5 separate regions of the Mus musculus genome follow, and regions 1, 2, 4 and 5 are each linked to region 3. Evidence: chromatin loops called from intact Hi-C (ENCODE). Cell type or tissue: heart. All regions are shown on one strand.

The links. A loop is a pair of places that touch in the nucleus more often than their neighbours do. Peaks named below come from ENCODE experiments on the same cell type or tissue, not always from the same donor. Only the 100,000 strongest peaks of a DNase experiment are listed, where the experiment ranks them.
Region 1: it touches region 3 in a loop (2.8-fold over the local background); 4 of 42 quality-filtered maps call a loop at or near these places.
Region 2: a loop joins it to region 3, with 3 times the contacts of the local background. A loop is called at or near these places in 9 of 42 quality-filtered maps.
Region 4: it touches region 3 in a loop (3-fold over the local background); 6 of 42 quality-filtered maps call a loop at or near these places.
Region 5: it touches region 3 in a loop (4-fold over the local background); 3 of 42 quality-filtered maps call a loop at or near these places.

Annotation. Positions count from the first base shown.
Region 1 is chr13:75,837,844-75,842,843 of GRCm38, forward strand. Glrx (glutaredoxin) reads left to right here and starts at 2,043. Exons shown (of 3, transcript NM_053108.4): 1 at 2,043-2,332. The coding sequence starts at 2,126. Gm41005 (a long non-coding RNA gene) reads right to left here and starts at 3,225. Exons shown (of 2, transcript XR_873685.2): 1 at 2,924-3,225. In heart, no CTCF peak of the experiment used is centred here; DNase peaks (open chromatin) are centred at 2,058 and 2,458; H3K4me3 peaks cover 2,402 bases; H3K27ac peaks cover 2,446 bases.
Region 2 is chr13:75,225,235-75,230,234 of GRCm38, forward strand. No RefSeq gene overlaps it. Among named protein-coding and RNA genes, the nearest start is that of Pcsk1, 140 kb to the left of the region's middle. In heart, a CTCF peak has its summit at 2,556 (motif pointing right); no DNase peak of the experiment used is centred here.
Region 3 is chr13:75,705,741-75,710,740 of GRCm38, forward strand. Ell2 (elongation factor for RNA polymerase II 2) reads left to right here and starts at 1,744. Exons shown (of 12, transcript NM_138953.2): 1 at 1,744-2,057. The coding sequence starts at 1,911. 1700037F03Rik (a long non-coding RNA gene) reads right to left here and starts at 1,417. Exons shown (of 3, transcript XR_873683.1): 1 at 1,339-1,417. In heart, CTCF peaks have their summits at 1,650 (motif pointing left) and 2,276 (motif pointing left); DNase peaks (open chromatin) are centred at 1,671, 2,491 and 2,671; H3K4me3 peaks cover 3,719 bases; H3K27ac peaks cover 3,180 bases.
Region 4 is chr13:75,875,063-75,880,062 of GRCm38, forward strand. It overlaps Rhobtb3 (Rho-related BTB domain containing 3), which reads right to left. Exons shown (of 12, transcript NM_028493.2): 9 at 3,735-3,908; 10 at 2,311-2,477; 11 at 1,109-1,205. Among named protein-coding and RNA genes, the nearest start is that of Gm24163, 28 kb to the right of the region's middle. In heart, a CTCF peak has its summit at 3,061 (motif pointing left); no DNase peak of the experiment used is centred here.
Region 5 is chr13:75,939,848-75,944,847 of GRCm38, forward strand. It overlaps Rhobtb3 (Rho-related BTB domain containing 3), which reads right to left and starts at 3,977. Exons shown (of 12, transcript NM_028493.2): 1 at 3,684-3,977; 2 at 3,360-3,585. The coding sequence starts at 3,685. In heart, a CTCF peak has its summit at 3,070; DNase peaks (open chromatin) are centred at 1,174, 3,684 and 3,984; H3K4me3 peaks cover 3,009 bases; H3K27ac peaks cover 2,109 bases.

The sequences.
Region 1 (5,000 bases), 130 kb after region 3:
GGCTGGGCCCCCAAGAACAGTGCAGCATTCAGTTGGAGTAGTCTGTGTTCAGATCTAGGAGGCAAAACTAGGAGAGCTTGGCTATTCCATGTACTGCAGAGGACAGTAAAGATGCCTTTAACTTTCTGCCCTAGCCATAAGACAGATGATTGCGCTTAGAGGCTGAGCAGAAAGCTGGGCAGTTTGAACACTAAGTCTGAGAGGCTGAAGGCAGGGCTTCTCAGCAGACAATGCTTTCCTGAGACTTGGAGGGGAGGTCCACATATTATTAAATATTAGATAAGGGCTCAGATATTAGTCTCAACTAATCTGAACTGCAGGACAGACAATAGAGTTCTCCTGTATCCAGGTACTATCATTTATAAGATTTCAGGTAAATATAGTAGACTGCAAATCAGATGTTGTAAAATTATAGAAACAGTATACTCAGACAAGGATCTTCATCTGTCTGGAGTTTGGAGTTAGGCATAAAGTGAGACTCCAAGCCCCACGTGACTCTATACAGGTCTCTTGGGAGGTCCCCACATTTCTGCACATGATAAATTCACACTGGTTCTAGGATGCTTAAGTAACTGAGGCATTTCAACAGGCAGAGAGAGATAAGGAGGTCAGATTGCAACAAAGAGGAGGTAAGGAAAACAGGAGTGGCAAATATTGAGACAGGGCAGAATGCAAGAGACCGAAGATCATGGTGGTTCTCAAAATGATCTTTGAGATAGATGAGAGAGTCAGATTGTTAGGAAAAGGAGGAAGGGAAAGACCAGACAAATGAGAAGGAGAGAAAGACTCTAAAGGAACAGCCTGAGCTGGGTGCTTATTCCCCAGGGTCATGTGAACAGCAAGAACCCTCAAGAGGTCCTTGAAACAGCTGGCATCAGAAGGTTGCCAGAAAGTTAAGACTCTAGCCCTAAACTTGTTCAGAATTGTGGGAAGCTATGGGCTGAGAGGTCTACAACCCTGCCATGGGCCAGCCACCTCAGCCATGCAGCCAGGCCGCTTCTCCGTTGGCAGAACTCTCTCTCCGCTTCTTCTGTGGCCCTGACTATTACCATCTGACTGTTATTTTGCCATTTGATGTGGGTAACAGTGAGAGTGACAAAGAAAGCAGCCCCCAGAAGTCAGTTTACTTCTCTTTGGTCACAATGTGCACCAGAGCCGTCACCAGGACATGACTGTAGTCTGACCTCCTGTAAGATACTCTGGTTCTACTGTGGAGCTGGTTGCTTGCTTGGAAAGGTGCTTCAGTCTGACAGGAGTTTTCTCTTCGACTTGCTTATCTACCTCAGCACCACCTCCCAAAGCACCTCAGCTCACTGTCAAAACAAGTCAGACAGGAAAAGATCCACATTCTGTCTGGAATCTCAGGTCAGGGGTTATGGGAGAATTTGTTTCTTACTGAACTGCTATTCAAAGGTCACCAGCCCTAAGGCTTTTGGAGTAAGAGAGACCTATTAAAAAGCTTAGCTTCACAGGTAGGCCCCGTGGCAAAGTTCAGTCACAAATCTACCCCACTGAAAAGGGCTCATTGTTCACCATGAACTCAGAGCATGGCACCCCACTTTTTAAAGACAGAGAGAAAGTACAGACAAGCACATTTTTACATGTCAAGAACCAAGTCCACTAATCACACAAGTACCCACCTTACAGGGCAAAGAAAGCATGCCGGTGCAACCCACAAGGCCCAATCACTATGCAGTCCCCACATCCTATGAAGAGCCAAAGCTTTCCTGAATGGTTGTGTTTTTATTTTTCAAAACAACCGTGTTTCCAAAAGAAGAGAGAGAGAGAATTTGTTCTAAGAGGACCTGGGGCCTCCTACCCAGAAACTGGTCTGCGCTGTCTCTGCTACCCTAGAGGGTGACTTAGTTCTGTTCTTGGGGAGGACACAAGACAGCCTGTTATAGCTTACACAGCCAGTGTGCAATGGTAGGCCTAGGAAGTACTGACTCATACCAAAATGAACTGACTTTGGGGCTGGCCCTTTAAAACTGAAGCATCCTACTTGGTAACTCCTCCTCCAAGGAGGTTCCTTATTAAATGAGAGCTGCTGGCTAAGCGCCGCTGCATTACCGGACCATTACTTTCAACTGCACGTTCCTCCCTGGAGAAGCTGCAGCCTGTCAGCATGGCTCAGGAGTTTGTGAACTGCAAGATCCAGTCTGGGAAGGTGGTCGTGTTCATCAAGCCCACCTGCCCCTACTGCAGAAAGACCCAAGAAATCCTCAGTCAACTGCCTTTCAAACAAGGTCTTCTGGAGTTTGTGGACATCACAGCCACTAACAACACCAGTGCGATTCAAGATTATTTACAACAGCTCACCGGAGCGAGAACAGTGAGTGTGTTTAAATGCTAAGGAAGCGCTGGGGTGTTGCTGTTTCCTTTCCAGAGCTTTGTAGACAGCTAGCTGTGCCTTTTCTAGGATGCCGTTGCCTGGGCTCTGTCCTTCAAAGCAGCCAGAGGACTTTGCAGGGTGTGGGGGAGGGACTCAAGGGAAGACACTGCTCAAATGAGTGGGCAGCAGGACTGCCTGGGAGGACCAGAAGGCAGAACGCTGGTTGGTGTGTGGATAGTGGGCCTGACAGCTGGGCTGGCGGCAGTTAAGTGTTTATCTGAAGGCTTTGTTTTAAGCACTATTTTGAACTGGCAGTGTTCTTCTGGCAAGGCAGGAGGCAGCTTCGAGGCTGGATGTGATCTCTAGCTTTTATGTTATGGATGGGGGCCATAGGCACTCTCTTCCCCCTGTTAGCATGTAGTGGGGTCTGCGGCCCTTCCTTTTCTTTGCACTAGGCTTTCTTTCTTTATCACCTAGTTTGTCCATTCTTACCTAGCCCCACCCACTAGAAAAGTAAATCCTGGACTCCATTTTTGCCTGTGCTGCCTTAATTGTAGGATATTTTCAGGTCTGGTTATCATGATAACTTACTGTATGATCTGATGGATTCTTGCCTTGGAGATCCATCCTCAGTGACGCAGGCTGCAAGATTAGAGGGAGCGCTTCAAAGTCCTGTTCCACAAATCCATATGCAGCTCTCTAAGAACACCTTCCTCCTCAGAAAAGGCTTTCTTTGTGCCTGGGCTGCTGCTGGAATGCCCAGCTCAACAGACTCCAGTGCTGGAAAGTGAGCTTGTTGTACAGTTAACTGGAGTGTTGGGGACAAAGCCGAGGCAGCCCCAACAAGCCAAGAACCTTGGCCACCTGCCTCCAATACCAACTAAAGTGACGCGTGACAGTGAAAAGCAGAGGAAAGAAACTTCCTCAGTGAGGCTTCATTGGGAAGCTGAAAAAATACAGATGTCCATGGATGCCCAAGTCCATAAAATGTATGGTGTGTGTGTCTGTGTACCCTTGTTTACACAACAGCCCAGTGGTTAATGTTGGATGACTTATTTAATCACTCTCAGCCTTACTTTGGTGAGACACCGTCCTTCACTGAATCTGGAGTTCACAGGCTGGGATGGACTGGACTAGCTAGCAGCCAGAACGCCCCTGGGATCTTCCTATCTAGATCTCCCCAGCTTGTGATTTGCACCCAACTTTTTTCTGTGGATTCTGGGGGATCAAACTAAGGTCCTCACTCTCATGCATAAGCACTTACTGATGAGTTACTAGCCGAGCCATCTCCCTTCTTAACTAGAATCTCCTGTCATCTTCTTAAATGGAAAGCCCGGGGTTTGCAGGCCAGGTCCAGGTGAAAACCCCAGCCCCACCCCTCCCCCACTACCCCTGACTCACCTTAGTCTCAGGTCCAGTTGCTCTCCAGGGGTCAGAACTGTGTGAAATTCTCTTCCTGTGAGGTGGGTTTCTCCACTGACTAGCACCAGGATTTCAGCCTTTCCCAGCTCTGGTTTGGGGTGAAGGTGGGGGTGGGGGTGTGTTTGAGGTTCTTTGTTTTTACACAGTCTGATAGCTAAAGGGAGAGGCATGGGTGGTCTTTTTAGAGTATCCCCTTTCCTGGGAGAGCAGTCCCGCAAGCTCACTTCTTTTCAGGAGCACATTGCAGGGCAGTGTTGGAAGAAACACATTTTTTACTTGAGCTTTAGTGCGACTTGAATGGTTTTCTCTGGGATCTTGGTGTAAAGCATTGGGAATTATTTCATTCAAAAATCTGCATGGTAGTGCCAACCATAAGTGTGTATTTTACAGCTATAGGACGAGGTCTTGGAGCAGGGACACAGCAGAGTGGACAGGGAAGAGAGGCGTATAGACCCTCCAGGTCCTGCTCCAGCTCCCACCAGACATCCTCCTCTCCTGTAGAGTGGGATTGCCTGGGAGAACTTCAGACAATCCCATGCTCAGGTCAAATTCCACATTAGTTGCCTCATAACAGCAGAGTGGTGTAAGACCTGTAGATGGTCCCAGTTACAACAGAATTAAAGAAAATGCTATTCTTAGCTGAGCAGCACGGGGTCTGGAGAAAAGAAAAACAAAACAAAGGCAACAAACCAACAAACAAAAACCAAAATTTCTTCATTTAACAAATGTTTGCATTGATTTGTAAAGCAACACTATTTTTGCAGTGGCCTTTCAACTTTAAAAGTATAAAAGGTGTGTGTGTATGTGTCTGTGTGTGTACATGTACTGGAGGCTGACCTCAGGATGTTTCTCAGTCACTCTCCACCTTAGCTGTTTTGAGGAGGGGTCTCTCAGTGAACCTGTACTCTTGCCATTTTGGTTAGACGGTAGCCAGTGAGCTCCTGTGCCATGCATGACTGTTTACATGGTCGTTGAAGATCTGTACTCCTGCTGTATCCTGAGCCATATCCCTGATCCTGTATACATACTCCCTATCCCCAGCAGGTTCTTGAGTCCAAATCTAAATGCATCTCTTTTGAGGGAAGCACAAATGTTTCCAACTCACTGCTTCTGGTGCTGAATAAGGTTGTGTTTGCATTTTAAGAATGAGAATTTGAGAGTAGTTGGCTGTTTCAGTTGTTCTGTGTGACCCATGACCTCTGGTATACAGCAGGAACTCAGCAGGACCTGATTACAGAAACAGTCC
Region 2 (5,000 bases), 480 kb before region 3:
TGCCTTGAATTTTTAAAAGGCTCTCCCAACTTAAAATATTCCCTAAAAGCTACCTGGGACCCTCCATAAAAGCCAAGTAGAGATTTTATTATTGATACTGGTTTTTACATTTACATTTTCTCTTATAGATGCATGAAGATATTCAAATAATTTTCTTGTGGTTATATACACGTTTTCTTGGCAGTATGGTATCAAAGTTGTGATTCCACTCTTCTCTCATATAGTGCTCAAATCAAGTTGCATAGCTAAAGCGCATGGATGGTATCGGTACCTGACAGTAGTTAAGATCATTGCTAAGAACCACTGAAGCCAGGCACCTGGCCTCTCCTTACTTTATTCAGTATTAAGAGAGATGTTTGTTGCCATCTTTTCCCTCATAAACATTTTTATTTCCAAGCTAGAGCAAGTTATGGTGCTGTTGTGCATAGTTACTGTACCCATAGGCCAATCCATAGACGGACACTCAGAATTGCTACCACGACAGTGGCACTCAGTTCAAGACTGAAAGATAAATTGGGCTTGCCAAGGTGCAAAGGTCTAAGCAAGGACCAGAATCCAAGGCTCTGAGGCACAAATAGTCAGGCAGTCTTCCAAGTACAAAGTGTTACCATGTTCTTTCAATGACCTCACCTCTGGGCTGAGCCATCTGCTATCTCAAAGACCCTCTTCCCAGGAGTCCACATCCAGGAAGAGTGGGCTAGAACTCATCAAAAGCAACAGGTGAGCCATTTATATTATGGAACATTAAATTTCTGTGAACTAAACTTCAGAGCAGTTATCTTTAGGGAAGTTGTAGTTGATCACATGTTTCTCTTCCAGAGTCAAAGTCCAGGCATTTTATTATGTTTATATATTCTCTGGGCTTTGGGAGTTACTGATACTGTAAGTTCCACGCCCCACGGAACTCTAACATAGTAAACAAGGATTTCAAATGAAGAAAGAAGGGATAATAAATGAAGCAGAGCACAAGCAAAACAGGAAGGGATGAAACATAATGTTAGGTTATAAAACAAGGAACCATGCAAAACGGAGTACAGTCGTGACCTGGCGTGTTGGAACCTGAGGCCTGAAATATGTGTTTAAAACACGAAAGCAGACCAAAAGTAGATTTTATTTTCATTTCTTTTTCTTTTTTCTCTTTTAACCTTTCTGTCTGATACTTGGCTTTTCCTGAGATTTATGTAAGCAGCAGCAGTTGAACAACTTCTATTTTGTAAATTTCAGGCTTGAAAAAATAGGGATGAACAAGACACTCTAAGTAAAATCTGTCCATCCTTTTCCCTTTTAAAAAAAGTTACCTCAAGTTCTTCTAACAAGTGATTCTGAGTAGATGAAGCTAAGACAAAAGAATAACAAGATGGAGAAGGAGAAGGAGAAGGAGAAGGAGGAGGTATAGGAAGAAGTGGTGGTGGTGGTGGTAATGCTGGAAGAAGAGAGAATAAGAGAGGGACAGAGGGAGGAAGGAAAAGAGCTTTCCCCATGGCTTTGGCAACTTAAGAAAGAAGAGGTCAAGCAACAGTTTTATTGGTTTCTAAGACATCTGAAGTATGTTCTTAGTTCTCCATTCTCTGATCCTGCCCTGAGGACTTCTAAAGTCACAGACAGTGGACAGAAGAAGAGTGTCCCTGCATCCAGGCTGCCCTTTGCCCAATACAGCAGGTCAGCTTTAATCTTAGCAGTGTCTTTCATCTAAAAGGGCATATGCCAAGCAAGATGTTAATGTGACACTCTGCACAAGCACACATTATGAGCCCCAAGTGCAGATGTGGCTACATGCATTTCAGAGCAGCCAGCTAGCATCTACAGAAATTCAGACACCTTGATGCCCAGTTGCTGTGTGGCTTTGTGGCATCTTCTACCAGTGTGTCTATGAATATAATTTAATATTATTTAATAGTTTTCTAATAATTTACTCTTGCTCTATCATATTAGAGAATTCTCTAAAGTCACTCTGTAGCAAAACCATAAATTACATAAAATACAGCTTTACATAATATTAACCAGTATTATATATAGATATATAGAGATTATAGTTGCCTTTACCATCATCCTTTCCGTGGTTGAAAACCAAAAAAAGGATATACTGGTGTTAAGTAAGGGTTGCACTGGATGAAGTAGCTTGTCAGGGTGACTGTGTTTGCTCTCTTCACAGAACAAATTCTTAAACGCTCCAAAGTAAGTTTTATTTTTGCTTCAGCCTAGTTTTAGTTGTAGGGTTTGTTAAGCATCAGGTTTAAATTTTCCAGCTTTCCAAATGCCAGGCAAGAATTGGGGCATATCGCTGAGCTATGGCCTGATTCTTATGTTTACTTAGTCATTGACAGGGTCTCACTGTTTTTCTCAGGCTGGCCTTGAACTTGAGGTCCTCACACCTTTACATCCCAGATAGCTGGAATTAAAAGCCTTCACTACTAGATTTGACTTGAAAAATATTCTTTAGTCAAATAAAATCATTTTGAATTAAAATTTGACATTGTTCAAAGCATGCTTGATGGGGAAAAATAACTGGAAACACTCGTCATGGCAGATCAGGTGTGTCCTTCCAAGGAGTTCCACTGGAGGGCAGTGTGTGCTTCAGAACAGGCGAGTGCTTCTGGGTTTGGAGCCGCATTGGTATGAAAATCTACACACCTTGGCAAGTTTTTAATCACAGGGGGGCACAGGAATACTGTATTCCCAGTCCTCCTTCTGACTGCATTGAGGATTAAAACAACTAAAGTGACTATTCAACTGAAGCCTGTCTTTTTTACAGACCCAAGCATGAAGACTATAATAGTTACTTGAAATTCATAAGACCAACTTAAGTCTTCATAGCAAAGCATGTGTACTGGAGAAAAGAGGAAGCAAGGAAAGAAAAGAACAGAGTGGTGGTAGAAAACTACCGCGAGCATTATTACTGCAGTCAGTGAGGCATGCTGAGTGGTGCTGGTGTTTTCAGAGTGGGCTAGAGCATGCTAGACAAGGAGTGGGTTTCCCCTGTAGGATTCTGAGTGGATTTAGACAGGTGGTTTTGGTCCAGAAGCTCTTGAGCAGGGGCACAGAGCAGAGCAATTACAGAAACCCTGTCCAGCGAGGCAGTTGTTGAGGTGGTCAAGGCCAGAGAATGCTCAGCTCTAACAGTGTATGGAGAATAAGAATGGAATCAGTCTGAGAGACAGAAAAGATGGACATGTCCTAGGATTTAATAATCAGTTTTCTGAAGTGGAGGAGGGAGAAATTCTAACATTTTATAACAGGGGAAAAAAAAGTGACAAATAGAAATTGAAGAAAATGGAGGAAGGTGCGTTTTGAGAAATGGAGCCAAACATCTGGAGAATATCCAGAGAAAAAGTACCTAGGAGGTGATGGAATTGTTGAGCCTGAAGATCAGGGGAGGGACGGTAAGGTACTAAAGACAGTGTCATTGGCACAAAGTTAGTAATTAAAATGTTGAGTGTGGATAAGCTCATCCAAGAAGATTGCCAGTACTGGGAGGAAAGAAACAGACAGCTGGACCACCCAGCACAAGTGGTGGGAAGCAGAGGAGGCCACAGTGAAAAAAGACAGAAACAAACAAGACAAACCAAGAGCAGAATTCTCTGTGGAGCAGTGAAACTCAACCAACAGAGGCAAATGCCCCAGAAATGAGCTGCAACACAAAGTCCACAACAGCTAGTGTGCAGGTACCTAACAAGAGAAGCAGATTGCAGAGGCTGCCAACAGTGAATATAGTCTTGCTCCATATAGGTTAGTCCTTTATGAAGCTTATATGAAAAATAAAAAAGAAGACATAGGGTCCAGAGAATAAGGGGAGTAGGTCAGAAGTAGATTTCTTGTTACTGAATTCAAGTGAATCCACTAAAAGTAATCCCTAGCAGAGGGATGCTGATGTTTCAAGAGGGAGGTTGAACTGTAGAGCCTGGTCTTGGCAGGAAAAGCTGAGGTTAGCTTAGCACAAAATAATGGAGACATGAAATCTTCTAAAACTAAAGGCAGACGATGAAAGATGTGAAGGAGAAAAGAAATCAAAGGAACTGGTGCTCAATTGCCTCTGTAGCAGGGTAATTATCCTAGCTTCCTCATACAGAAGGATCAGACCTTTTTTTTAAACAAGAGTTTCTGAAACTACATCTAAAAGTAAAAGAGACTGGTGCTCCTAGGTGGACGTGTGTGATTATGGGGCAGCAGCATGGTAGTTCTTTTCCAGAATTTTGTATAGAACACTATTTAGTCAGGATTCTACAAACAGTTCTTCTCGTACCTACAATGGTGTATGTTTCTAAATGACCTGATAATACAGCACTGGTATTGAAGTTAAAGGAAATGAGTGACAGGATGCACTTTTATTTTTATGGAGTTTTTATGGAGAAAGAGAAAACAGTGACAGCGACCATGAGGCTGACCGTCACCCTCAACCTGACCCTCACCCTTACCTTCACCCTAACCTTTCCTTACCCTATCCTAACCCAGTAGCTGAGCATCAGGCTCTTCTAAGGCAGTTCTCTAAAGATGGATGCCATGAGCTGTCACACAGACATTAGCTCCTTAGTCATAAAAAGGAGTCCACCTTCCAAGTTGGGGTCAGCAGAATTAAGTGGGCTTGAGAAAAGAGCCTCTGTCCTTGCCCATCCTGAACAGCTGAGCAGGCTAAGAAGAGAGTCTGCAGGTTCCAGGCTAGCTGCCCTTCAAAACTGCTCATCAGCCCCTGGAACCTGAGGCTTTCAAAAATAACTGACACCGGACATTGCATGAGAGATGTATAATCTGAATTAAAAAAATAGATCCATTATGACATTTCTTGTACTTCCATGTGGACATGACTTCACCCCCAGTATAGCACAAATTTCTTGACAAAGTAAGTTTGACAACAGTAAAGATTGTGTTGAATAGGTTACAGATTTGAGAAGTTAAAAGTCAGGAAATTATATTTAAAAACTCAGTCTTTAGACTCAAGAAAGCAAAGTTACTGTTGGACAGAATCTATCTATTCCTCATAGTTGAGGATCAGCTGGACCTACTCC
Region 3 (5,000 bases):
ATTCCTTCTGAGACTTTCATAGCAAGCATTCATAGAATGCTTGAGGGTCTGGAAAAGGGGGGATTTACTAAGGTGTGGGGTGAATATAGAATTAAAGGCAATTATAGCCCAAATTGTATTTAAAAGCTAGAAAAATACCATGTAAATATCTATAAAAAAAAAAAAAATCCAGAAAGACGATGGTAGGGCTTTACAATAATGAATGTCTCGATTTTTAAAACAAAAAGGGATATCTTCTTTTTTTTTTTTTTTTTTGGTTTTTCGAGACAGGGTTTCTCTGTATAGCTCTGGCTGTCCTGGAACTCACTTTGTAGACTAGGCTGGCCTTGAACTCAGAAATCTGCCTGCCTCTGCCTCCCGAGTGCTGGGATTAAAGGCATGTGCCACCACGCCCGGCCAAAAAGGGATATTTGTACAGAGTGCCTATCCCTGCTTTTAAATCTTTCACTTGTTTGTTTGTTTGTTTAGTTTTTGCTCTTGTTTTCTGAGACAGGGCTTGGTTTGAAGCCCAGGCGGGCCTAGAACCTACCTTCCACAGTCAATCTCCCAGCCTCAACTTGGCAATTGTTTGCTTTTTGTCTTGTGTTTCTGATCAGCCAATTAATTGACCTTCTCAGGGGAAACCTATCTAGTCTATCCGCACACAGCTTAAAGAGGATTGCTGTAGGCACCCTCCTTTAGCCATGCCCACACACAGTGTAAACTGAAGTGGAAACTAAGCCAAGCCTCCTTACACTTTGGCCTCTACCTCCTCCATTTAAACTCAGTAAGACCTCCTAGCCTAAATAAAACCAATGAAAGACACAGATCTCAAAGAAGACTCAGAGAATGGGTGGTATCATTGTTTCTTTTTACCTACCTCAAGGTCAGTTATACTCTTCAAGGGCCTTTGAAAGAAGAAACCCCGAACAGTATGGTTTCCCCATGACCCATAAAAAGGCATAACCCTGATCATATGATGAGCTCCAGTGCATATTCTATTCCTTTGAAGTCACATACATGTATGAGTTGATTTTGAAAGACTCTAAGGTCCAACTCTATTTATTGTATCATGACCACCACTCAAAACACATTTAATGCACTGGTATAATTTTGTGCTTAAGTTTTCCACACAGTCTCACACAACTACTGAAGACTACAGCTGACTTGGTAATTTCAAGTCTGGAATTAAAAATAAACAAACAAACAAACAAACAAACAAATAAATAAACCTTTGTGCCACCCCAGTACTGAACTTCCTTTTAAGGAAAAGCTCTCTTGAGACAGCCTACGGTGTCTGCACCACAGAGCATATCAAGACCCAAAGCTTGTGCAGCTGTCAGGAAACAAAATCCGTACTTGGTCATCTGTCCTGCCTTCACCCCTACCGAATGGGGATCTTCACTTCGTACCGCAAGAACAGGTTGACCTATGTGTTCGGTCCACTATTACCTCTCAAGGGGCGGGGCTCCGACTTAGGCTCACTTGGTAACCTTGACACCCAATTAGCAGGGTTCTGCCCCAAATCGGTCCAGCCAATCGCCGCAGGAGAGCCAAGACGAGACATGACGTCAGATAAGATTAACTCGACGCGTCACCCCGACGTCAACCTCTCCTCTGTCGGACGTCCCGTCCTGAGAGCAAAACTCCTGCGACTTTGGGCCCCGCCCCCTTGAGGTGAAGAGCAGCCAATGAGGGAGGCTCTGTGGGGATTCAGACCAATGAACAGAGTCCAGGGCGGGGTGCGGGCTCGAGGGTGGGGCGGCCCGCAGCTGTGGAAGCCCGAGGTCTAGCTGCGCGCAGTATATGACAGTACGTCAGCAGCGGGATGGCCGTAGCTGTGGCGGCGGCTGCAGGAGCCCGAGCAGCCGCGGCCGCAGTGGAGGCTGGAGCCCGAGCGGCGTCCGCGGTGGCACCCCGGGGAGTTTAAGATGGCGGCGGGGGGGGCTGCGGGACTGCGGGAGGAGCAGCGGTACGGGCTGGCGTGCGGGCGGCTGGGGCAGGACAACATCACCGTGCTGCATGTGAAGCTCACCGAGACGGCGATCCGGGCGCTGGAGACTTACCAGAGCCACAAGGTGAGCGGCCGGCCGGGCAGCGCTCGGGGAGGCGGCGGCCACTGATCTTTCTGCCGGGCGCCTGGCGCCGCGCCGGTGGGGCGCTGGCTCCCGCTGCTGCCTCCGCACCCGCCGAAGGGAACGAGGCCAGCCGCGGGCGCCGACGCCGCGGTCCGGGGCCTCTGGATCGAGGGCGCGGGCGGGCGGCCCCTTGTGGCGGGGTCGGCCTGGCCGGGGCTGCGCGGCCGCTGCGGGACTTTCCGACAGCCGCCCGCGGGGTTTCTGGCTTGTTTGGTCCGGAGGAGGAACCGGGTCCTTTGGGAGAGAAGTGTGGCGATCGCCTTACCCTCGGAGGGGGCGCACGGAGCTACCAGTAAAGAAGCGAGGGTCGGAGGCCGCGAGCGGTCAGAGTTTTCTGGGAAACGCGGAGGGATGGCTGAGTCGCTGAGCGAGGGGCAGCGGCACTCCGTGGGGGTGAAGACATAACTAGTACTCTCAGGGACTCGGAGACACTGGCACCCCTATTGCAGGCGAGAGTGTACATGGTGTACTCGGGAAGGCCGGGACACTGGCGCTGCGAGGAGGGGGAGGGGGACACACCTTGCACTCTCGGGGACTCGGGGACTCCAGCTCTGTGGGTTGGGTTCCCGGAGACACACCGCATACCGAGTGGCCGCAAACCGACACCTCATCTCCGGGAGAGACACCAGAAGACTCAAAATCAACTAGAGCCTGAAACAAGACGGCCGGGTCTGGGGAAAGGAATTCTCAGAAGCTCCGCGTAGCCGAAAGGCGCTCCGCGTCCTGTGCTGGCTCGCTGTCTGTTGGCGAGGAGCGAGCCCGAAGGTTGTGGGGAGACAGACGGCTGACTGGATGAGATTCTGCTCTTTTCCTGGGCCCCAGAGAGAGAAACCTGTGGTCTCCGCCTCATCCCATACTCTGAGCGCTTGACTCCACTAGAGGAAGAGGCTCCAAGGCACATACCCTGTAGCTGGAGTCCAAACCCAGGAACTTTCGCACAGAAAGGCACCGTAATGACAATTTAACCAGATGGGGGTATAAGGAAGCCGATTATGGGCATGTAAAAGGGGGTGGGGGAGTAGGGAGACGAAAGTGGACATGTTGTCGAAGGGAAAGACTATACCATATGGAAGAGCCAGGGGCATTTTGTTCAGAGAAAAGAAACAAACAGCTACACCCCACAGGATTTTCTAACAAGAAGTTCAGTGCCTACTAAAGAATATATTCCAATATGTCTCATAAAACAGGCACAGAGGGACTCGGACCTCACATACTTAGATAAAAGTGGAAAAAGAACTAACATCTGTTGAGCTCCTACTAGTGCCAGGCACTTTAAATGCATACAGAGAAAAATAGTCTTAGGCAGAGCCATCGTGAGAAGCAGAAACCTGGGCCAGCAGAGCTTCCAGAAGCTCCCACACACATGCACACACAGAGAGAACATAAACAGTTGTGTACATCTTGGGAGTATATGAGTTCACCTGACAGAAAAGGAAAGATCCAGATCATATGCTCTCAGAGGCTCCCAAAGAATTGATTGGGCACGTGTTATGCACAGAGAAGCATATGGTGGAAAGTAATGACACGTTTTGTGGAGATTAAGGGGAAGCCAACAGGGAGGAGTGCAAGTATATGGAGAAACAGACCTTCCACCCAGGGAGAAGACCTCAAATAAGGCTTGGAGAGCAGTGTAGAGCCACCAATAAAGACACAAAGATCCAAATAGCAAAACTGAATGTGCTAGTAGCTACTCTCCAGACAGGTTCACAAGCAAGAAAGAGGCCAGTACCAGCATGAAGTGGGAGGCCCATCTGGGGAAAGCCAGGCAGGAAGGCAGGGGGGCCAAGGCTGACAGAGAAACTCAGCCCTGCAAGATGGAGAGATAAGGTTGTGGGTTCCAGGGGCATAGGAAGCAATGACAGTGGGAAGAAGTGAGGTAAGGGGACATAAGGAGAGGAAGAAGAGGAGCCAAGCCCCCAATTAAAAGACAACAGAACAGACCTGGGGATATGGAAAGGCTGAGGCTGAGTTAGAGTGGTGTAGAAAGTTAACTCTGAGGGTTCGGGGCGGGGATGGGGATCACCCCCTTTAGGAAACAAAAGGCAAACTGTACAGTTAAACAGGGATATTTCACCATACACTGGTTCAGGGAATTGGTGAAGAGGTCCACTTAAAGAAAAGAGAAGGTGCTGCCCAGGATAACTGAAGTGACAGACCACCCCCGACCCCAGTGTCCAATGGGGCCCTGAAAGGGAGTTTGTTTTCTTATCTTTGTATGGCCTTCATTTCTGTCTGGTGTTTTCATACTTGGAATTAAGGTTAGAGTGCCCAGCTCACCTCTGTTTATATGTCATTATTTTAACAGAGACAGAATATCAAATCTTGTTTCTCTGTCAACTCTCTGCTTAGATGCTGTTTTAATGTTGCTTGTTTTAATTACTGAAGTCCGTGGCTTTATTCTGAACTGTTCTTAGTCCCTGTTCCTGTCTTCACCCATTTTCCACTGCTGGCATATAAATTAGTACATTGAATCAGTCCCTGGGTCTCCATTTTTCTAAATGTGGCATGCTGCGGGTGGGTGGGGTTGAACGAGCTGACTCAGCCTTTTCTTTAGACATTGCGTTGCTCTCAGTTAACCAGCTCCTGTCCTTAGTTGGGTCACTTAAGCTATACTTTGGGGTTTTCTGGGGGGTTTTATTTATTTATTTATTTATTTATTTTAATAAAAACACTTGTTAAGAGGCTTCGGAATCGAGTCTAACTTAGGATGAAAATCACAACCTTGTAGGGACATGGGAAGAAGTTAAATCAGGGTACTCTGGAATAGGTAGCATAAACCTGTGGGCATGCCTGGGTACCTTTCCTGGTTCATCCAGACCAGGGCTGACCCAGTAACAGTTGCTAGCAGTGGGCATCTGCCTGAACCCTGAACCCTTTTATTCT
Region 4 (5,000 bases), 170 kb after region 3:
CAGACATGGAGGGGAGCCCAGAACTCTGGAGTCTGCTGCTCCATTCTCTTTCCCTCCACTTATCCTGTTTACCCCTAATCCCTCTGTAGCACTCTCCAAACCCTCAGCCATCCCCATACAGAGTTCTTTGTCCTTGACTGGCACTCTTTCCTGTCCTTTTCATGAGTCACCTACTCTGACAAACACCCCACCTTGTTTTCCTTCCTATTATGCAGTTCCAGGAAATCTCACCCTTTGCTTGTTCTGAAGCTGAGACTGGCCTAGAACTCAGAATTCTACTGCCTCCACTTTCTTTTTTTTTTTTTTTTTTTTTTAAAGATTTATTTATTTATTGTAAGTACACTGTAGCTGTGTAGCTGTCCTCAGACACTCCAGAAGAGGGAGTCAGATCTCGTTACGGATGGTTGAGAGCCACCATGTGGTTGCTGGGATTTGAACTCCTGACCTTCGGAAGAGCAGTCGGGTGCTCTTACCCACTGAGCCATCTCACCAGCCCCTGCCTCCACTTACAAATGCCGAGATCCTGAGCATGCACCGCCACGCCTGGCTGCCTCATTTTAATCGTTACCAGTTACCTCAGAAATCACTCTACAATTATCTCCAGTAATTCCATATAACCTTCCATAATACTTGGTTAATAAGAAAACTATTATTTCAAAGCTCCTACATAGATATATATATAGATTATCTAAGTATTAAAGATGACATCTTATAAAATAACAATACTTATATTTCTATGAAAAGGAAAAAGCTCAACCATATATCGTTTAAAGTTTGCTCCTGACTGAATAAGGTCTCATTTACCACAGCCAAGTGGCACCTGAGGACACTTGTCACCACTTTAACACTCCTACCAGAAAACAAATTAAACATGAATGAACACTATAAAATAATCATTAGAAAATGTATTGTGTAACCTAGGCCACGCTGCTTATGAAACCCAGGTGACTAAAGCTGAAGTGTCCTTAGTTATATAGAGGAATTAAAAGGAAGTGGGTAGCATTATATTTATGTTCTCAAGTTAAAGCATTTGTTTCTGTTAATTATGTTGCAAATCACAAAGGAAAGCTATAACATTTTCTTTTCAAAGCAGAAATCAGCAATGTACCTGAAAGGTCTTGAAATTCAGGCTTTTGGCTGAATATGAGGTAGTTAGTGGCGATGAAATGAAGCAGCCAGGTGGAAAGGCAGTCTGAGTGGTGAAACTGCAAGAAAGGAAAAAGAAAATGCATTCCATTTCCGATCTGCTCAGCTGTGTGCTCAGAGGCACTGCTCTGCTGTGCACCTCTTCAGCTTCCATATGCTCAGCTCTTTATTGGAGCGTCCCCCAGCCTGAAGCAGGCTGATGCAGACCTTGTCGCCACTGAGGTGGGGCCACCTGCAGTGCAGCTTTCCGACTTGGCTGGCTTCCTTTGAAGTGACAACTGCCCTGCTCTTCTGCTACCTGCCTAGAGGCTGAACCTATCTTCCTGAGACATTCCTGAATAAGCAACAGCATGGCGACATGGACTGGCGGGGGGGGGGGGGGGGAAATCCCCCTTTTAAGCACAGTCTCTTAATAAACTCGATGACCTTGATCAGAGAAAAATTTGTCTTGGCTTCATTCTTTTCTCGCCACCTAGTCTCTCTTTCAGCCCCAGCCTGCCTTCCAGAAATACCTGGTTCGTGTAGGCCACGGGCCAGCCTCCTACTACACTTTATAACCACAGCTGTTCACAGTGACTTGTGCAATCTGCATGTGTCTCCCAGAATTAGTAGGAGCACCATTCTTAACAGTGAGGGCCTGGGCATTCGAGGAGCCAGAAGCCAGTGAGGTGATACCCAACTTTACACTTTTCATTTTCCTAGATTCCTAATCAGCAAGGCTTGTCAGGTGAACTCAACAAATGTTCACCATACCACTGAATTCGAAAATATGCTCATGAAATGAATGAATGATTAATGAATGAGGGAGAAAGGAGTTTTGGGAACTATGTCAGTTGGCATATACAGACTAATCCTACCATTTTCCTTTCAGTAATGTAGGAAGAAAATTCTATTTCCTGTACTGCCACTGTTCTTAACACAGCCACACTCAAGGAACCTGGATTAGTACCACGATTGGGGAAAAAAAAATACGCATATGTAACTTCTAACCTAATGCTTCAAAATTACTTAACTGTAAAAACCAGTGCAAAGAAACTGTAGCCTCATTCAGCCAAACTTTTGAATGAATACTAGTCTCGATATTGCTGTTAAAACACAGAAAAATAAAAGGAGTATCTGTGTATTTTAAATCAAAAGAGCCCCACCCTGACCCAAGCCAACCACCTTGGCCTTTTTGAGCAGGTCTACAATGTCGAGGTTCATGGAGGCCAGCTCCCTGCTGGGCATGCTCTGCAGCTGTGTGATGATGAACAGCTCACAGATGTGCTGCAGTCTAGAGACCTGGTACATCTCAGCACAGATCAGGAGACACATGGCCTGAAAAATGCCAGCTGATGAGAGAGCAAATGAGAGAAGATGTACGGTTAGACTACTGCTCTGAGAAACAAAAAGAAAACACACATTACTGGTGTGTACTTCTATTTGTTACATCTATTACATTCCATTGTAGCTATGACACCAACAACATTGTTATTATTTCGGCAGTACTTAATATAAACAGACCAACAGTCTCCACTTTTCTTGATTAAAAAAATGCTCACATATGCACACACATAAACACTAGTATTTAACTGAACTCTGAGTTTTCATTTTGGCTAATCTTCCCCAAATAACCTTTTAATTCTTAAAGTATTGTGCCCATAGTTGCTATTACTTTCCTGAGCATTTTTTCTGATTAGTGATCACATTTTTTATTAAGTATCCAAATTCCTATTGAGAAAATGATAACAATTTTCTACTAATAACCAATGTTTTCATTTTTGCCAAGCAAAAATAGCAAGTCAACCCTTATTAATATCAGCATTAACAACTCCAAAACACAGAACTGGGAAGGAAGCCTGAGACCATTGACTAGAGAAGGAATTTTCTCATTTGAGCTGTGTTTGAGGAGGGAGCCATCTGGTGGACAAATAGGATAAAACATTCCTAGGGGCTTCTGCACCTTGTTCAAAGGATTGTAATCTCCCAAGATCAGTTCTAGTGTGTAGCTGCTACACATTATTAACTATTATTAACATTGCTAGTGGTTAGTGAGAGAATTTGGTTAGTGAATTTAGAAATAAATCCTATAATCTACTGGGATTCTAAACATCTCAAGGAATGTTTACAGATATGCCAATTTTAGGGGAGTCTGACTTTGGAAGTAGAGCAGCCTTTAAATATTCTACACTCTCAGAGCCAGAAATATTACAGGAGTCTCACAGTACTAAAAGTCCTGAAAAATATCTCAACCAGATGTGAGGATTATGAAATCTGTTGTCTAGCCCTTCTTATTTGTGCTCTCTAAACTCTAAAATTAGAGCAACCACTAGGTACCCCAAATAACTGTTCCCAGGTATCTAGAGCAATCAGTAACCTTGCTGCTAGTGCCAGCTAGGACACTGGAGTGCATGAACTTCAAATGGAAGATCCATTTGAACTAACTGAGAATGCAATGTTCTCCCTATCTCAACTCCAAACTGCTCAGCAAATGCCACGGTATCAACTCTGATTGACCTTAAACAAAACAGATTTCACCGAGAGCAATCTATCAAAACGAGTAAGAAGAAAGTATGATGAGATTGTCTTATACCATGCAAAATTCATACCTGGGCAACAAGAGTCTGTGTATAAGTATTCTAAAAATGACAAGAATGTCTCTTTGGAAACGCCATAAACTGGAATCAGTACACTCTTGGCTTCCATATAATTACCATTAAACATGGCAGCCATCACTTCACATCGTGCCACCAAGATGGCCCTGTGGGCTGGCACAGTTGCTCCTGAAAGGCGAGAGAGGTAAACAAATCAAGAACTGTAATACTGTAGAGTTCCAAGCGTGTTCAAACTGGAGGGCCACTGTCCATGACAGGCCAGGCTGCTGCGTAGAAGCCTCACAGGGGATATAACTGGCATTGCTCCAGAGGCTTCTTAAACAGCATAGAAACAGAGTTTTAAACTTGTCTTAGAGCCCAACAATCTGCAAACCAGACAAACAGTTGTTAGTTTAGATTTCCTTAAGACCAAAGAATTGGAATGACAGATTTTGCCTTGTGTTTTTAGAACAGCATCTATCCATCATGATTGACTTGAAATACTGCTACCTCTGACCATGTTCCACCCAGGAAAACATCTCAACCATTACCTTGTGGTCAACCTCACACAGAACTGTCTTGGAAAGGATTTCCTACACCAGGAAAGGAAAACTGCAAAGCAAAGGAAATAGCCCACCTCACAGAAGGAATGGCCAAGAGGCTGTCCCGAGCCAAGCCAAGGAGCACAGTCTTGACCTTGGGGACATTGCAGAGCTGATGAGCATGGCCATGCCATCTTCCCACTGCTGCAACACAAGCAGAGCCTTTTCTGTGAAATGAGAAGCCCCTGAGCTGGACACTGACTCTCTAGGGAAACTGCTGAGTTTTCCAGATATGGTTTCACTTCACAAAGACAGCACCAGATGGGATGACATGGAACTCATGAGGTTCCTGTTGTTGTAATGTCTACCATGAATCCACATAACAGCCTTCAGTTCCACAGATCATCACGGAACATCCACCATCATTGTGTCAGAAATGGTGAGAAACCAAATCTTTTAAGTCCAGACTCCATTTTAGAGAACTTGAACTCAGGTAAACTAACAGGCCAGTACCTAGCATTCACTTCCAAGTTATACTTCCCCCCACCCCCTGCAACAAAACCCGAGCCTAGCTCCAAAGTCTAGGCTAACCACAACAAATCCAGCATTTCCAAGTTAATTGCCAACAAGTCCACACCCAGCCTCATGATCACCAATGCTGAGGGAAGCAGAAATTATGGTTTGACTCCCAGCATCAGCCAATTATGCTAAAGGCCATAATAGCTCTCCAATATTAGCT
Region 5 (5,000 bases), 230 kb after region 3:
GAACGCTTAGGAGGTGAGTAAAGTGCTGGACTAGGAATGCTCACACCTCGATCTGTGAATGTTCCAATCAAGCAATATCTACGTGACAGAGCTTTTAGCCTATGACAGAAATGCCTGTTTACAGAGAGAGGTTCTTGTCCCATCTCCATACCTAACCTCCTTAGGAAGTCTATTGAGAACGAGAGTTGCATTGCAGAATTTTTAAATAGGGACAAATTATCAACAACACTAAGAGAACACAAAAGAACAGAAATAGGAAGGCAAACAGAGCTATCAGGGTCTGACTGAGGACAATTCAGGATATAGTATTAGGGTATAAGGGGCAACGGGCACGGGGAGAAGTGGCCACACCGATATAGCTCAAAAAGATGAGAACACCTAACTCCCAAGTCAACAAAATGCAAACTCTCACAGGTCTAAGCATATCTGTAAATATTCACATTCAGAATATGCAAGTGAAACACAGTAAGGAAGCTGAAGGGTAACAGTAATAACAAGAAAACATCAGAGACCTGGGATTCAAACCCAACAGCCATTGAACACCTAGAAAACAAGGTAGAAAGTGGTTTTCACATTCCAGTAGTTAGGAATCCAGAGTTATCAGAGAATTATGTGGGGGTAGGGGGGGGGGCATTAAGAGAAAACATGGGGAAAGGGGGCTTAAGTAGTAGCAATTTACTCTGTGGTATTGAGGCTAAGACAACTGCAAACACTTAGTTGTAACACAATCTAGAGCTTCAAGCCCTGTATAAGAAAATAGTAATAAACATCATGGTTTATTCATTTTTTTATCCATTCATTCATTTCTCAATTCTTTGAGACTGTCTAATGTAGCCCAGGCTGGCCCAAACTGATAACTCTCTTTCCTCTGCCTCCCAAGAGCTGGGATTATAGGCAGGAGCCAGGAGGTCCAGCTAACCTCATTGCATTAGAACATAATTTTTACAGAGAGGAAAACAAAAATCTAGAAATATGAAATTAAATAATAATATGACTACAAAGGAGAGAGGTAGGAGAATATAAGCCATGAACTTTATCTAGTGAATTTGAAACAGATTTCTTTTAAAAGTGTCAAGATAGATGGCAAGCAGCCAGAGTAGGGCCAGCCAGCTACAGAAAGTAACTAGAAAAAAGGGAAGCTCTCCCAGATCCTTCCAACCCCATGGCAGCAGCAACGCCTTCCTTTTAGGCTACATCACAGAGAAAATGATCCACTGGTTTCTAGAAATATGAGGAAATCCATGTGTCCCAGCCCTTGTAAATCAGTTCCAGGATTTCCCTGGGATGTTACACAACAAACTTGAGGGGGCCCACACTGGAGAGTCAAGCTTATCTTTTAAAACACAAAATCTAAGTTCCTACAGGGAAACAAGAACTTGATTCATTCTGTTTGATGAGTGTGTGCAGGTCCTGCACTGGTGTAAATCTTGACTGACATGAGAAACTCTCCCATGCTTAGTGTAAGTACTATATGACTGCACTAAAGCTGTAATATGCACTTTATTATGGCAGCTATCGCTTTTGGAGCACCTAGAGCCACCATACTTGGGACTTTACCCTTCAGCACAGCTCTAGGATAGATAGGGAAAATAAGCCTGAGAGGGGGGTGAGCAATTTACCAAAACCACATATAGTGAGAGCATGGGGTGTGAAAGCTGTTCCTTTTGTTGTCCAAAGCGCTGTTTGATATTCCGACTCAGTACATATGCCAGTCCCAGCTGACAGGCATCACCAACCTTCATATTTCTGGCAGAATTTACTTGCATTCAAGAGGAAGACCCAGAAGCTCAGAGTGAATAACTGCCTATTTAATTCACTGCGCTTGAGGGCTCATCCAATCTGGGAAGTTGTACCCAGTGACGAATGTGTCGTCACAGACTGTGAGCACACACAATTGGAATTCCCTTTATAAACCATGACAGTCAAGATGTGACAAGAGTCAAGACCACAAAGCTTATTTTTCACCCATTTTGAAGATTTTGTGTTATCTATTTTATTCTTATAAAATGGCTGGCTCTTGGCTAAATGGACACAGGCAGGAAAGGGTTAACTCTCAAATTAAAACAAAACAAAACAAAAAGCAAATCCCAACATCCTAATTCATCTTCTCTTATGTTTTCTGTGTCTACTCCATTGATTCATTGCACATTTATTCAACAGTATACTGAATAAGTAATACTTTTAGGCTACAAAATCTTTCATAATAAAAGGGCTCAAAGTAACTGTGCCTACCAGTCCTCCCTAGTGGCATCTTTTGATACTGTCATCACTGTCATACTTGAAGGTTAGGTAGCATCCTTTCATTTATTTCAGCACACTGATATGAGTTTCCAGTTAAAGAGTGCTTTCTTTCCATAATAGGAAAATATGCTCAAGAAAATTTTCTCTTTACTTTTTACACATTTCTATTCAAAAGTATGCTAGTTCTCCTTAGCTCTGGTAGTTTTCTTAAAAAAAAAACTGTCTTTTTAATGTAAAAATCTCACATAATTTGTACCTTTTTTAAGACCCAAAAGTTTAAACATTTATATATTATGTATATATAGTAATCTTTAGCTGAAAAATATATAACTACAATATCAGCAAGAAATCACAGATTTAAAATTAAATGAAGACACTTGAAATACATAGTGCTACTGTGTTATGAAGATATTTGTAAGTCAGGGAGCTGTCTTCTTTGTCCTTTTATCAAACACTTCAGAGTCAAGCTACTCAAGAGACAAGCTAAGACTTATTTTATTCAACTATCATAAACATGAAGATTTATTTAAGTTCTTAGTGGTATTTCCAATTTATTAACCACTAAAACAAAAGGCTAATATATGAGCATTAGCACTATTAAAAACTAGTCTTTTCAGAGGTTAATAATCAACAAATAAGCCATTTAAAATTAGTTCTCAAATCCCATTCTTTTTTCCCTTGTTCCCATACTATTTTTGACCTGTCCCTGTCTAGAGTATTTTTGCCTACGTTGAGCTGTAAAGGGCAGTATTTATAGAACACATCTCCCTATCCTCCACGAGGTGGACATGAAAACATGACTCTTGGCCAGTGGAACTTCGCGACCCTGTTTGGGGTTGGCACATTCAACTGTCAGCTGTCCATCCACTAAAGAACAAGTCTTGAAACACAGTAACGGCTCTATATTGCCCTGGGGCCATTTTACCTTACAGACGTGACTGGGCTGCCCCCACCACCTCCAAATTGTAACAAAGGATGGGATTTGCCAAAAAATGTAAAAACACAAAAACAAACTAAAAAAACTCTCCAGGCAATCAGGAAATTAAGAAACAAGGGGAGGAGGGATCCAAAAAGGCAAGCTCCTTCCTCCTGGGCACCGCGCAGCCACTGCCCCTTACCCAGACGGGACAGTCGTGCACCACCAGCTTGACGTTCCCGAACGCACTGGCCTGGTACTCAGTGAACACCGGGCGCGCGACCGTGCTGGCCGCGTTCAGCAACAAGCTACTCTCGTCCCCCGACACCAGCGGGCTTCTTCCCAGGTATGTGCGGATGAGCCCCGACGGCCGGTTGTCCTGGTGGAACGTGTCGCCCTCGTTCCCCAACGCCACGATGTGGATGGACCTGCGGGGCCGAGAGGGGCGCGGTGAGCGGGTGGGTACAGCCAGGGCGCGTGGCACGTCCCGGACCCAGACCGTGGCAGAACGGCGACGCGTACGTACATGATCGCGGCTGGCAGGGCGGCGCGGAGATGGCAGCGGGCGGCCTGGCGGGGGCCCGGGCGACGCTCTCACTGCAGTCAGCTCATCCCCGGCCGCGGCCCTCCCGCTCCTACGACGCGGCGCTACCGACGCAGAGGAGCGGGCCGGGAGTGAGCGGCCGGCCGGGCGCTGGCAGCGCTGCGGTCCCTGGTCGCCGCTCCTGGCCGCCGCGCCTCCGCCCGGGCTCCGCCTCCGCTCGGCGGGGCCGGAGGCCCGCACGTGTCGCCCCGAGAGTCCGGCGCGCGGGGGAGCTGGCTGCTGGCCGAGGCCGCGGGACACAAAGGAGCGGTGGGCGCGGGGACGACGCCGGAGCCCGGGAGCAGCTCGCCGCCAATCCGCCTGCAGCAAGTTTCCTCAACTCGGAAGGCTGAAACCTGAGCCGGGAGCGGGGGAGGGGCGGCCTGGCCCCCGCCGGGGACCAGAAGAGAGCCCAGCCAGGAGGCAGCCCCCTGCCCACCCCGCGGTCCCGTACCCACCCCAGCCTTCGCAGAAAGTGTGTTATCGTTTTGTCAATTTACAACATGCGCTTTGGCTGTTTTGTAAAATCGTACTTGTGAAGAAGGAAAAAAAAAAAAGGCAACATTCATGCAGCTGCAGAAAAGGTTCTTTGTTCACGCACCAATTAATTTGCGGGTGCCACTTTGGAAAGGTCATTTACTATTGCAAGCTATATTTGGCATATTTTAACCAAGATTGTGGAATTTGAAGTGTTGGGATTTTTAATGTGTGTGGTTTAAAAAAAAAAGAAAAAAAAAAAAAAGAAAGTTGTAGCAGTTTACTTGGATTTTTTTCAGTACACATTCCAGTTACATTATTTAATAATAGCTCACTGAAAAAGAAGGATCATGTTAATGTAAGGATATTTTAGATTCTTTCGTGATGACACACAGAAGTAAAGCTTGTGGAGGCCCCAAAAGGGCCTCAGACTACCTCCAGTATAAAACACCATGAGGACTGCTAATACTAGGACAGGCCAAAGGCTACTCTGGGGCTCCCTCATAAATATTAAAATTCTCACAAGCATCTCACACACAGTTAAGAGTTCTTGTTTATCTTTTTGATTATTTGCTCTGCTTTGAAATTGGGCTTGTTTTCTCTGTTAAGTGGACCTGTTTTGAGAACTAGATGTTTAAAAGGTCCTGGGAAGACTGAGGAAAACAAGAAGCTGGGAGATGGCCACAACTGTTTATTAGGAATCAGTATTGCTCAGCTGAGACAGAATTAGCTTCCTGTCCATAGACAGGGCAGGGCAGGGGGCGTTCTCTATGTAGTTTACTT